Regions from separate parts of the Homo sapiens genome. Here all the other regions are linked to region 2. Evidence: chromatin contacts called from ENCODE Hi-C or POLR2A ChIA-PET data. All regions are on one chromosome and are shown on one strand. Each heading gives the region's core, a stretch centred on a gene start or an enhancer-like site at or near the end of the contact. The rest is flanking DNA. Distances are from core to core; before and after follow the strand shown.

Region 1 (2,790 bases), core at 162-2,661, 260 kb after region 2:
GTTCCCAGGGCTGGTGCTCTAGCTAGGGAGGAGAGTTGGGAAGAACAGGGTAGCTACAGATGGCCAACTGAATACAAGCAGAGCAACATCCCTTCCCACCAGGAGAGCCGTTAGAACTTCCCCACATACACCAGCCTAAGGCCCAGCGAGTGGGCACGGGCCAGCTGAACGCATCTGGAAGAGCCTCCAACACACAGGCCTCCCCTCAGTGGGCACTTCCCACCAGGACTCCCTGAAGAGTCCTTAGGGTCCTGCTGGGCCCTGCCCTGGCCAGGACCGGCCTCTCCTGTCCTCCTGGTCACTTGCACAGGGCCTCCAACACCTCCAGAGTACGTCGGATATCCCGGACTTGGCGCGCCAGCCCCTGAACCGGCTGCAGAGCCCGCTCCAGCTCCTCGCAGCGCGCCAGCAGGGTGTACATGCCCTTGATGCTCATGTCCACGGCTTCACCTAAGGAGTCCACAGCATCGCGGTAGGTCTGGATGCAACCCACGCTCAGCGCCGTCAGCTCCTGCACCGCGCCACCCAGACCGCGAAGCAGACGGTCCACCCGGCCTCCCAGCTCCCGACTCAACCGCTCCAGATCCCGCAGCACCTCGGGGTCGATTGGGGGAATGGCCGGTGTGGGTGTGGGTGCAGGCGCTGGGCAGGGCCGCGCAGGGGCAGAAGGCGGGGGTGGAGGCGCGCCGCTCAGACGGATCTTGAGTTGCAGGTTGTTGGCGACAAAGTGGGTAAGGTCGCCGTGGCGGCTCACTGTGCCTTCGAGCTCCAGGGGACTGGAGATGGTGGCGCGGCGTCCGCCGCCCGCGCCGGACTCGGCACTCCCTGAGGACCCGGCGCCACCGCACGCCTCGCTCAGCCCGTCCAGGCTGCGGCTGTCCTGAAGACGGCTGGAGAACGAGCGGCCGGCTCTGCTGCCCGCGGCCGCCTCCTCGTCGTTGTCTTCCTCCTCCTGCTGCTCAACATCCATCCCGCCGCCTGGTCCCCCTCGACGGCAGTCCCTCCCGGAGGAGGGCTTGCCCTCGGGCGGCGCCGGGTTCTTGTGCCGGGAGGACAGGGAAGGTTCGTGCTCTGCACCCGGCGCCCCCCTGCGGCTCCCGGCCCCAGACAGCGTCCCTTGAGGGCCGGGCTCGTTCTCCAGAGCCTCCCGTTCCGGCCGGTGGACGACGCCGCAGCTTGACGTCTTCGGGGACGTCCTGGGGTGGCGGTTCGCGCCCCCAACGTTCTCGGTCTCTTCCTCCCCGGACACCCGGAGGCCTGCGGGCGGCTCAGAGGACGTTCGGCCCGGCCCGCCGCCAAAGACTAGGGCCTGATGTTCCGCTACAGCCAGAAGGTCCGTCTCGGGCCCGGGCCGCCCCCGAGACGACTCCATACTGCAGGTGGGGGCCGCAACGGAGGAATTGGTTCGCCCCGGCTCCGGAGGCAGTGGCTGCGCCTTTAAGGGGCGTTGGTAGAGGCGAGCCGATTGGCAGCGGCTGACAATGGTAAGGACAGGAAAAGCATTTTGATTGGTCGCGGCGACCAGGAAGTCCCGGAAGAAGAGCTGTTACTGCACAGCGGAACACACGTGAACGCCGGCAGGGTGGAGAGAAGGAGGTGACAGCTGCTCCCGTCGCCCCGCCCTTTCTGAAAGCTGATGGGGCAGATCTTAAAGACCAAGGTCCTCAAATTCCTGAGTCCCGAGGGGTGGGGCTCAGATCCTTTCTGCCTGTAATTGTACCCCCCCCAACAGTGATTGCTTAGCAAAAATACCAAGTGGGGAGCCCACTTGGGGTTCCTAGAGAGGTTCTTAGGATGAAAATGGCATATCCTTCTTGGACCATCAGGGTTGAACCTAGTTGACTAAAAAGAAGGAAACCAGAAGTCCAGCATGAGCATGAATGGTTTGCTCTATCTTTCTTGGTTAAGAGACCTAACCACTGAACTGCTCAGAGCGACCCACTGTGGTCAAGGCAGCGGCCTCTGGGCTTTCCTATGCGTTTGTCACTCTTGTTCTGTGTCTCTTGCCCCTTTCACACTGAGGGGTCTCGCCCCTTGGAGGATGGCGTGTGATTTTGCCACGAGGTAAAATATTCAACAAATGAAATGATCACAAATTTTGATATGTGCTATACAGGAAATAAAGTGTTATGATTGAGAATATAACTGAGCAGGCACTAGTTTAGGTAAGGGGTCAGGAAAATACCTCTTTGGTGAGACTTTTAACTAAAAAGAACCAAAAAGACGCAGCCACCCCCCAGGCAGAGAGAAGAAAACTTGAGCTACCTCTCAGAGACAAAGAAGTCTTGACGTATTCAAGAAACTGAGGTGAGGGGGCAGGAGACATTGGGACTAAAACAAAATCAGCAAGATAAGGGGAAGGATTTCGAGCCAAGGAGCTGAACAGGCAGCAGGGGCCACGTCATGCAGGGGGCCTTGTAGTTCCTGTTAGGGAATGGAGATTTCCTCTAAATGCAATGGTGCAGCGACATTGGAAAGGTTGTACATTGCAACACATAGCCAAAGCTTGGAGACATCAGTATTTTTATTTATTTATTTATTTATTTATTTATTTATTTATTTATGTATTTAGAGACAGAGTCCCACTCCGTCACCCAGGCTGGAGTGCAGTGGCGCGATCTCGGCTCACTGCAACCTCCGCCTCCTGGGTTCACGCGATTCTCCTAACTCAGTCTCCCGGGTAGCTGGGATTACAAGCGCCCGCCACCACGCCCGGCTAATTTTGTATTTTTAGTAGAGATGGGGTTTCACCATGTTGGCCAGGCTGGTCTTGAACTACTGGCCTCAAGT
Region 2 (3,014 bases), core at 72-2,571:
AACCTAAGGGCCCCTGAGAAAACTCTTGAGTTGAGCAAACATATAGTAGGATTGGGGCAGGGGAGATGAGGGAGTCTTGGGGTTCTGAAGAGCTCTGGGGGATGGGTCCCTGGGGCTGGCACTGACCGCACTGTAGATGTGGTGCAGCACATCTCGGATGGGTCCCACGCCCAAGTCAGTATTCATGACAACTTTGATCCCAGTGGGCGTCTCGTAGTAATGGAGTTTGTAACGGCTAGTTTGGAAGGCCAGGAAGCCATCCTTCCTGCAGAGATGAGGAGGGTGTTAAAGAATGGGAGCAGAATCTCTCCCAAAGAGACACTTCTGATCCCCGCAAACATCGACTCCCTCTTTATCTAAACATATCCTTTGTAGAAGCCTGGTTGAGTAAAGACATCGCCCATCGTCACCCCTCAATTTAGCCCCCACCAACTTCTCTACTTTCAGACCCTCCCCACCCCCACTCCTGCCAGCTCCAGCACTCTCGCTCCGGACTCAGCCTCTCTTAAGTACCCTTTCCCCCCTCTGGAGGCCAATGCTCCTTCCACTTCAGAAAGTTTCCCCCATCCCCAAATTCCCAAGGCTAGCCCTCCTCCCAACATCTTCTCTGACTCCGCGTACATGTCTAGCGGGGACATCTTGCTGACAAACGAGCGGATAGAGAAGAGCATCCCGTACATCAGCTTATACTCCTGGAGGGAGAGGGGCAGAGTTAGCTCTCGGTTGATGCGGGAGATGGGGTGGGGGGTGGGAACGAGCTGGGGTTTGGAGAGGAGGGGCTGGGTTGGGACTATAGGTGTTTGGAGATGAGAGGTCGCCCGGGCTGCACCGGGGCCCTCTCGTCACCTCCTCCTTGGGAATCCCTGCTTGCTTCTTGCGGTGCCATTCGCTGTAGTGCAGACACACTCCATTCCGGTCAAACAGGTACAGGTTGTGGACAGTCATCTGCAGGGCAGGGAGTGTGAGCCTCGCTCCGGGGCCGCCCCCACTCCTTGGGCTCGGGTTCCCGGACCCACAGCCTTCCAACCAGGTGGGGACCCCACCCACGGACTCACCGGAACTGCTCCGAGTGCCCGTCAAGAGTTACTTCCGGTTTCCACGGAGCTCCGCCCCTTAGGGGGGTTCTCGCTCGGCCGCGGCTGGGCATTAACTCCGCTCCAGTGCTGCTTGTCAGACTCCGCCTCCCTCCCTCAGCCAATCTGTGGCCACCGGAGCCGCGCACGCGCGGCCAGGCGCTCGGGATACAGAAGTGATGTGAGTGTCTGCGAGCGTGGTCTCGCGGGCGGGTGACGTCATCGAGGCGAGAGAGGCGGAGCCGTGGACAGTGGGCGGGAGGCTGCCAACGGTTTTGAGCGTAGGGGGAGGCGTGAGAGGGGGATCTCAGGGGAGGAGGTCAATCGCTTGCCCCCCACTTTGGCAAATTGGGGACTGAGGACTGGAAGGGTGGAGAGTAGGCGGAACCAGGTGGTCGTCGGGGCAGAGGATCTCGGGCTAGGCTTGAGGGCGGCGTGCTTCTTAGGGACGACTTAGGGCGTGACTGAGGGTTCACAAGGTTTCTTTTGGGGTGGTCGGGAGGGAGAGATTCTAGGGAACAAGGAAGCTCGCTATGGCTTTCTTGCCAGGAGGGGTCGAAGGGAAAGTACAAGGGAGCTGGAGCTGACCCTGGGTAGAACGGGTGAAGGGATGGGGGAGCGTGAGGTTCCGCCCTCTCTTGAGACTGGAACCAATTGAGGGACTAGTAGGGCAGGGGGACAGAAATTGGGCTCCTAGTGGATTTGGGTCCGTTTCCGTTGGGACGTTTTGGGTGTGAGAACTTAAGAGCTCAGTTGACCGGGGATAGCCTGTGCCGGAGTTGATCTGCAGCTTCCAGCACTCGTAGTCGGGAAGAGGAGCTTCAGCAGCGCTGTTGTCCCACAGTAGGTCTTCTGTCCGCACCCGCTCTGCGCTGCACCCTCTTAACGCTGTTCCCAGGAGCTGGGGAAAGGGATGCTTTTGCCCACTCCCATGGCCCCTGGAACTGGTGGAAACCTTTCCTCTAACCAGAAAGCCTCGATATCCTTAATTCACCAAGGATCCTTGGCGTGGAGTCTTCCTCCCTTCTCCCAAGTCTTTCTCCGTGAACTTTTCCTCCTGGACTTTGCTAAAGCAGAACCTCCCAGCTCTTTGCTGTCTCCGGTTGTCTCTTCCCTGTATTCATGGCAACATCAGCTGACAGCCCCAGTTCACCCCTCGGGGCGGAGGATCTCCTGAGTGATTCATCAGAACCCCCTGGGCTCAACCAAGTGTCGTCTGAAGTGACCTCCCAGCTCTATGCTTCTTTGCGCCTCAGCCGGCAGGCGGAGGCCACGGCCCGAGCCCAGCTGTATTTACCCTCCACCTCCCCGCCTCATGAAGGGTTAGACGGCTTCGCCCAAGAATTGAGTCGAAGCTTGTCAGTCGGATTGGAAAAGAACTTGAAGAAAAAGGTGAGGGAAGTGTGTCTTGGAGACCACTGTGGCACTAGACACCAGAGAGTCTTGGGATTGGGGTTGGTAAAAATAAAAAGCTTTGATGAGATTTGAACTCTTCCTGTTGGATTTCATATTCCTTTTAACTGCATAGGCAGCCATGCTTATAAGGGAGGGAGTGACCTGGGACACCATAATTTGAAAATTATGAAACTTCCCAGTGTTTTTTTGTGAGAGACATCTCTGCTCCGAGTAGATAGAGCAAACCTATGGGGTAGGTTGGTGAGCTATTTCCCGTGCACTGGGAATGGGTAAGGTTTCTTGATCCCAAGAGGGAGCTAGGGACTTAGGATAGCAGCTCCGATCCTTCCAGCTCAACACTATGTTGATAGTATGGTTCCAACTTTGGCATGTACATCATTAAGACATAGCTTAGTCAACTACAACATGTTACAGAGAAGATAGTTATTAGTATTGTATAGAAAAGGTGTCAGAGTCAATTTGCAGACTGGTTAGGTCTTCCAGAGTTTGAAAATGATAGCCATAAGCCATACAGTCCTTACATTT
Region 3 (3,199 bases), core at 200-2,699, 300 kb before region 2:
TCTGCCCGCCTCAGCCTTCTAAAGTGCTGGGATTACAGATGTGACCCACCAAGCCCGGTCTGTCATTTGCATTTTAAAATGGGTCATGGGGTGGGCACAGTGGCTCACACCTGTAATCCCAGCATTTTGGGAGGCAGAGGCAGGCGGATCACCTGAGATCAGGAATTTGAGACCAGCCTGACCAACATGGTGAAACCCCGTCTCTACTAAAAATACAAAAATTAGACAGGTGTGGTGGCGCATGCCTTTACTCCCAGCTACTCGGGAGGCTGAGACAGGAGAATCGCTTGAACCTGGGAGGTGGAGGTTACAGTGAGCCGAGATCGTGCCATTGCACTCCAGCCTGGGCAACAAAAGCGAAACTCCATCTCAAAATAAATAAATAAAATAAAATGCGTCAGGGAGGGTCGGGCCTTGTGGCTAATGCCTGTAATCCAGGTACTTTGGGAGGCTGAGGTGGGCGGATCATTTCAGGTCAGAGGTTCGAGATCAGCCTGGGCAACGTGGTGAAATCCCCGTCTCTACTAAAAACACAAAAAAATTTGCTGGGCGTGGTGGTGCGTGCACCTGTAGTCCCAACTACTAAGGAGGCTGAGACAGGAGGATCGCTTGAACTCGAGAGGCAGAGGCAGCAGTGAGCCGAGATCACGCCACTGCACTCCAGCCTGGGTGATAGAGCAAGACTCTGTCTAAAATAAAATAAAATAAAATAAAATAAAATAAAATAAAATGGGTCAGGGAGTGGGTGATTTCTACTGCTAGACTGTTTAGGCCCTGTAATAAATGGATAAGGGAAGATAACTGAGAGGCGGGGGGCAGGTCCCTTCTTAATATTCACTGAATCATACACACAGACAATACCTTCTTGGGAGACAGGCCTCAGAGGCCTGGGAAAAGACTGGGGGAGGAGTTCAGACCAGATGCCAGGCACTGTGCCTGCATTTTCTCAATGAACCCTCTTTCACAGTCACCCCGTAAAGTATTATTTTCCTCATTTTACAGACAAGGACACTGAAGCACAGAGGTGAAGTGACTTGCCCAAGGTCACTCAGCTAGAAATTTAGGATTCCATTATCTCATTTCTAGTCCTGATACAGGATGCTACTTGGGACGCAGGGGAGGACTGTTTCTAGACCTCAGGCCTGTGAATGCAGGCTCCCCGAGTGGACAGAAATCTTGGAGGACCTAGATCAGGCCCTAGAGGAGGAGAGGGGAGATGGAATATCCTCTCCCAGTTCAGAAACTTTCTCGGCAGTGGAGGATGATAGTGGAGGGGACTCTGTCCTTCACCCCATTGATCCCCAGAGGGGTGATAGCTGAGTCTTGTGACTGGGCCCCTGGGCAGGGGTCAAGGGTCAGTGCCCCTGTTTCCTTTACCCCCTCCTCCCCGGGCAACCTTTAACCCTCCACCGCCCACACGCAAGGCTGCCTGCCTCTACACATTCTCCCAAGAGTTGTCTGAGCCGCCGAGTGGACAGTGGCTGATTATGGAGAGCAGAGGCCCACTGGCTACCTCGCGCCTGCTGCTGTTGCTGCTGTTGCTACTACTGCGTCACACCCGCCAGGGATGGGCCCTGAGACCTGTTCTCCCCACCCAGGTGCAGGAGCGGGACAGGGCACTCAGCTCATGCAGTCTTCCCTTCTCTCCTCTGGCCCTGTAGCAGGGCCTCTCCCTCTGTCTGTCTCTGACATGTCCCTACTCAGCTTTGTTTGTTTTCTCTTTCTGATAGAGTGCCCACGACCCTCCGGCTGTCCACCTCAGCAATGGCCCAGGACAAGAGCCTATCGCTGTCATGACCTTTGACCTCACCAAGATCACAAAGTATGGGGTTGGCCTAGCCCTTGACCCAGTCCCCTGGTTCTGCCCTCTCTCCATCAGCTCTTCTCTTTTCCCTGTCTTCCTTTCCTTATCTGTGAACACCATCTCCCCCAAACCCACACTGGTTCTCAAAGGACACATGACATACACAATCTTTCCTTCTGTGTCCTTCCAGAACCTCCTCCTCCTTTGAGGTTCGAACCTGGGACCCAGAGGGAGTGATTTTTTATGGGGATACCAACCCTAAGGATGACTGGTTTATGCTGGGACTTCGAGACGGCAGGCCTGAGATCCAACTGCACAATCACTGGGCCCAGCTTACGGTGGGTGCTGGACCACGGCTGGATGATGGGAGATGGCACCAGGTAAGCTAGCTCTGGTCCTCAGGGGAGGGATGTCTGGAGCTGGTCTGAGGAAAGGGAACAAAACCAAGTTATTGGGCATCCCTCTACCACTGTCATCTCGTTTAATCCACACGAACCCCCACAAAGTAGCTATTCTTGGCCCCATCTTTTCTGATGGGAATTCTAAGGCTCAGTCAGTATATAAGTGACAAGAGCTGAGTGACCCAAGGCCAAGGATGCTAGCTGCTTCTTTAAGGCATGTTCTTTCCACTATAGTACTAGGCTGCCTCACAGGAAGGTGGCAGAAACAGATCCCAGGGGCCTCTGATTTTGCTTCCCACCTTCCTGCAGGTGGAAGTCAAGATGGAGGGGGACTCTGTGCTGCTGGAGGTGGATGGGGAGGAGGTGCTGCGCCTGAGACAGGTCTCTGGGCCCCTGACCAGCAAACGCCATCCCATCATGAGGATTGCGCTTGGGGGGCTGCTCTTCCCCGCTTCCAACCTTCGGTTGCCGGTAACTACACCCCAGGGGTGGAACCCTAGCCAAGACTTGGTAAAGCACTGCTGGGTGGCTGGCCGTGGGAATCTAAGTCCACACTTTTAGGGAGAAGGGAAGGGTTGAGAGCTGCAAGGGGGAGGCCAAATGCTCAGAGGGGAGTCAACTGAGGGCAGGGAGGTCGGGACTGCGGCTCCGATGCCCTGATTTCTACATCCCCGTATCTTATCTCTGTCACACTCCAGCTGGTTCCTGCCCTGGATGGCTGCCTGCGCCGGGATTCCTGGCTGGACAAACAGGCCGAGATCTCAGCATCTGCCCCCACTAGCCTCAGAAGCTGTGATGTAGAATCAAATCCCGGGATATTTCTCCCTCCAGGGACTCAGGCAGAATTCAATCTCCGAGGTAGATTTCCTCGGAGTCTATTTTTCCCACCCTGGCCAGCTCAGCCTGCCTCTGTCCCCCTCTACCACTGGCCCCTTTCCTCCTTGAGACCCCAGCTTTGAGGCCTCAGGATAATCATTTCTCCCCACAGACATTC
Region 4 (3,158 bases), core at 646-3,145, 280 kb before region 2:
TCCCATTCATTCATTCATTCATTCAATGCATACCATTTTTTTGAGATGGAGTTTTGCTCTTGTCCAGGCTGGAGTGCAGTGACACAATCTCGGCTCACTGCAACCTCCACCTTCCAGGTTCAAGCAATTCTCTTGCCTCAGCCTCCTGAGTAGCTGGGATTACAGGCTCCCACCACCGCACCCGGCTAATTTTTTTAGTTTTAGTAGAGACGCAGTTTCACCATGTTGGCCAGGCTGGTCTTGAACTCCTGACCTCTGGTCTCGAACTCCCTTGCTCAGGTGATCCATTGGCCTCGGCCTCCTATAGAGCTGGGATTACAGGCATGAGCCACTGGGCCTGGCCGAGATAATGATTTTTTTTTTCTCTCTTTTTTTGAGACGAAGTCTCACTCTATTGCCCAAGCTGGAGTGCAATGGCGTGATCTCAGCTCACTGCAAGCTCCGCCTCCCGGGTTCAAGCAATTCTCCTGCTTCAGCCTCCTGAGTAGCTGGGACTACAGGCACCCACCACCATGCCCAGCTAATTTTTTTTTTTTTTTTTATTGAGACGGAAGCTCTGTTGCCCAGGCTGGAGTGCAGTGGAGCGATCTCGGCTCACTGCAAGCTCCGCCTCCCGGGTTCATGCCATTCTCCTGCCTCAGCCTCCCAAGTAGCTGGGACTACAAGCTCCCGCCACGACGCCCAGCTAATTTTTTTTTTTTGTATTTTTAGTAGGGACGGGGTTTCACTGTGTTATCCAGGATGGTCTCGATCTCCTGACCTCGTGATCCACCCACCTCGGCCTCCCAAAGTGCTGGGATTACTGGCGTGAGCCACCGCGCCTGGCCTAATTTTGCATTTTTAAGTAGAGACGGGGTTTCACCATGTGGGCAAGGCTAGTCTCGAACTCCTGACTTCGTGATCTGCCCGCCTCGGCCTCCCAAAATGCTGGGATTACAGGCATAAGCCACCGTGCCCGGCTTGAGATAATGATTCTTAACATGTGGTATGTAGAGCAAGTGTACTCCCGCCCTAGACTGTGAGCCCCGTGAGAGATGTGGCTTCAGTGTAACCTCTCTGGCCTCCCCAGGGCTACAGCACACAGTCTATAGAGGTGCTCAATAAATGTTTGTTGACCCAAGTAGACACATAAGGAGGTGAGTTCCGACGTGGGGGTGGGGGTGCCAGGAGGCAGAGAACCGAAGTAGACCTGGCTGCAGGGCTGGGATCTCAGGGCAGTGCTGGGGACTGGGAATGTGGTGTTGAGAGGGCTTCAGGGAGACGTGATGGGAAGATGGGGAAGCCTCTGCACGTGGACAGAGCCAGGTGGTGTGGACAGGGGCTGTGAGATTGGAGAAGGAGGCGTCTGGGGGACTGGTAGCGGCTCCCAACAGGGGAACGTCCCTCTGGGGGTGGCCTTTATCCATCTCTGCGGGGCCTGTCCTAGCTTCCCTCCTGGCTCGGCCAGCCTCCCGGCTGGTCTCTTCGCTCTCTTTCTTGATCTCTAGCTCTTTATTCCTCTGACATTCTGCCCCATCTGCTCCCGGACTCTTCCGCCGCATCTGTATCTTAGTCTCTTTCTAACTCCCTGCCTGGGGCCCCCACCTTTGAGCATATATCGGCTTCTCTCTCTGCCGTTGTGTTTCTCTGGGGTTATCTTTCCCTCTACTCCGCCCGGACACGCCCTCTATCTCTTCCTCCCACCCTGTCCCAGTCTAGTACCTGGGGTGGGGGTAATGGAGAGACAGCTAGGTCCCTAAGAGAAGTCAGGGGGGCGGGCCCAACCTCTCCATATTTACATATGTATGAGGTCGCCTGGGCCAGTGGCGAGGAGGCGGAGCTTCTGGGGGTGGGAAGGGGGCGGGCACCCCCAGAGCCGCAGAGTATAAAGACCGCGCTCGGCGACCGCGGGCCTCGCACTGCTGAGGAGCGGAGCCTCCGCCTGGGGGGCCCCCCATCCCTGGCTGTCCCCCAGCTGCGCGTCCCCGCCCCACCCCCGCGGCTGAGCCACCACCGGTGCAGTGGTCTCCGCTTGGCGGAGCGAGCCTTGAGCTTCGTTCCACAGCTTCTTTGCATCTTGGATTTCGGGGCGGCCCCCTCCCCCACCTCTCTCTGCCTTTTTGTACCCCGCTTTTTTTCTGCGTTCTGCTCGGTTTTTGTAGCCGTCTGTTTTTGCACCCCATTTCGTTTTGTTTCTAGACGGTTTGGTGGGGGGTGAAGCTGCATTCATACCCCTTCCTCTTGTTATTCTCCCCTGCTCTGACAGCACCCCTTTTCATCGCAGTTGGGGGGCCTAGGATCGGTGCATCTTCCGCCGCGCTGCCAGCACCCCGCAGCGCGTGGTCGTGCACCCCGGAATCTGCAGCAGCTGCATATCTGAGGGGGGTCTCCTTTGCCCGCGCCGCCTTCGCTCCCCGTGCTTTTGGGTGTGTGGAGGGCTTCAGCGCGCGGCGCCCCCGCTTCTCCGCAACCCCCCGCCCCGCGCCCGGACTCGCCCCGCGCCACCAAGATGGTCATCCAGAAAGAGAAGAAGAGCTGCGGGCAGGTGGTTGAGGAGTGGAAGGAGTTCGTGTGGAACCCGAGGACGCACCAGTTTATGGGCCGCACCGGGACCAGCTGGGGTACGCAGGGCCGGCACGCAAGGGGCGGGGGAAAGCCGCGGGGCGACGCCTCGGGGGCGCAGGGTCCCGCCGACGCGGCCCCAGCTCCCCTCCCGGGTCCCCGGCGTCCAGCCTCCCTGCCGGGCTCTGGGCTGGGAGGGGGCCGAATCGCCAGTCTAATCTCCCCGGCTGGCCGTGCGGAGGCGGAGAAAGTAGGTCACAGCCGCCTTCCCGCCCCCCGCGGAGCCCCCTCGGGCGGGGGGTCGCCAGCTCCGCCTGCGTGTCCGCGCCGGCGCTCACACTCCCTCTCGGGGCCTGTCCGCTCCACACGGGCGTCCCCCACCTCCAAAGAGCGCCCCTTCCCTCCCTCCGGCTCTCACTAGCTCCGCAGCCCCGTCTATTTTTAGCTCGTGCCCACCCCCTGGACCCTGGGAACGTTCATGAGGGGGCGGGTCTTGGGGGGTGTGTTAGGGGGGTTCTTCACGGCGGAAGTTGTCTGTATCCCACCGCCTGGCCTTGGGAGCCTTCTGGGACTGCTTTGTGGGTTGGGGGGCTGCTGATAGTATGAGTTTTACCGAG

What was found. A loop is a pair of places that touch in the nucleus more often than their neighbours do. ChIA-PET counts read pairs that join two places held with the same protein, here RNA polymerase II (POLR2A). Pooled maps may share reads with other maps.
Region 1: a loop to region 2 is called in a pooled map, with 6 times the contacts of the local background. The contact joins the promoter of BORCS6 here to the promoter of CNTROB in region 2. A Hi-C loop is called at or near these places in 9 of 50 pooled maps. POLR2A ChIA-PET finds 5 or more read pairs at or near these places in 5 of 52 experiments (B cell, HEK293T, MCF 10A and 2 more).
Region 3: a loop to region 2 is called in a pooled map, with 4 times the contacts of the local background. The contact joins the promoter of SHBG here to the promoter of CNTROB in region 2. A Hi-C loop is called at or near these places in 1 of 37 single-sample maps with no recorded cell type and 5 of 50 pooled maps. POLR2A ChIA-PET finds 5 or more read pairs at or near these places in 3 of 52 experiments (GM10248, activated CD4-positive, alpha-beta T cell and activated T-cell).
Region 4: a loop to region 2 is called in a pooled map, with 4 times the contacts of the local background. The contact joins the promoter of ATP1B2 here to the promoter of CNTROB in region 2. A Hi-C loop is called at or near these places in 4 of 50 pooled maps. POLR2A ChIA-PET finds 5 or more read pairs at or near these places in 4 of 52 experiments (BJ, GM12878, activated CD4-positive, alpha-beta T cell and 1 more).

Annotation. Positions count from the first base shown.
Region 1 is chr17:8,188,769-8,191,558 of GRCh38, forward strand. It overlaps BORCS6 (BLOC-1 related complex subunit 6), which reads right to left and starts at 1,412. Exons shown (of 1, transcript NM_017622.3): 1 at 1-1,412. The coding sequence starts at 1,372. The coding sequence ends at 299. LOC124903913 (a long non-coding RNA gene) reads right to left here. Exons shown (of 2, transcript XR_007065604.1): 2 at 2,507-2,790. RefSeq lists enhancers at 579-1,225, 1,204-1,483, 1,226-1,871 and silencers at 664-713, 784-843, 1,044-1,093.
Region 2 is chr17:7,930,885-7,933,898 of GRCh38, forward strand. It overlaps CNTROB (centrobin, centriole duplication and spindle assembly protein), which reads left to right and starts at 1,322. Exons shown (of 19, transcript NM_053051.5): 1 at 1,322-2,465. The coding sequence starts at 2,196. It overlaps TRAPPC1 (trafficking protein particle complex subunit 1), which reads right to left and starts at 1,062. Exons shown (of 4, transcript NM_021210.5): 1 at 847-1,062; 2 at 622-692; 3 at 127-265. The coding sequence starts at 945. RefSeq lists enhancers at 776-1,015, 1,356-1,405, 1,626-1,685, 1,716-2,005, 2,136-2,265 and a silencer at 2,193-2,370.
Region 3 is chr17:7,628,686-7,631,884 of GRCh38, forward strand. SHBG (sex hormone binding globulin) reads left to right here and starts at 1,450. Exons shown (of 8, transcript NM_001040.5): 1 at 1,450-1,598; 2 at 1,731-1,822; 3 at 1,995-2,184; 4 at 2,515-2,676; 5 at 2,904-3,063; 6 at 3,194-3,199. The coding sequence starts at 1,488.
Region 4 is chr17:7,649,031-7,652,188 of GRCh38, forward strand. It overlaps ATP1B2 (ATPase Na+/K+ transporting subunit beta 2), which reads left to right and starts at 1,896. Exons shown (of 7, transcript NM_001678.5): 1 at 1,896-2,600. The coding sequence starts at 2,489. RefSeq lists enhancers at 548-1,048, 1,049-1,549, 1,824-2,466 and a silencer at 1,806-1,955.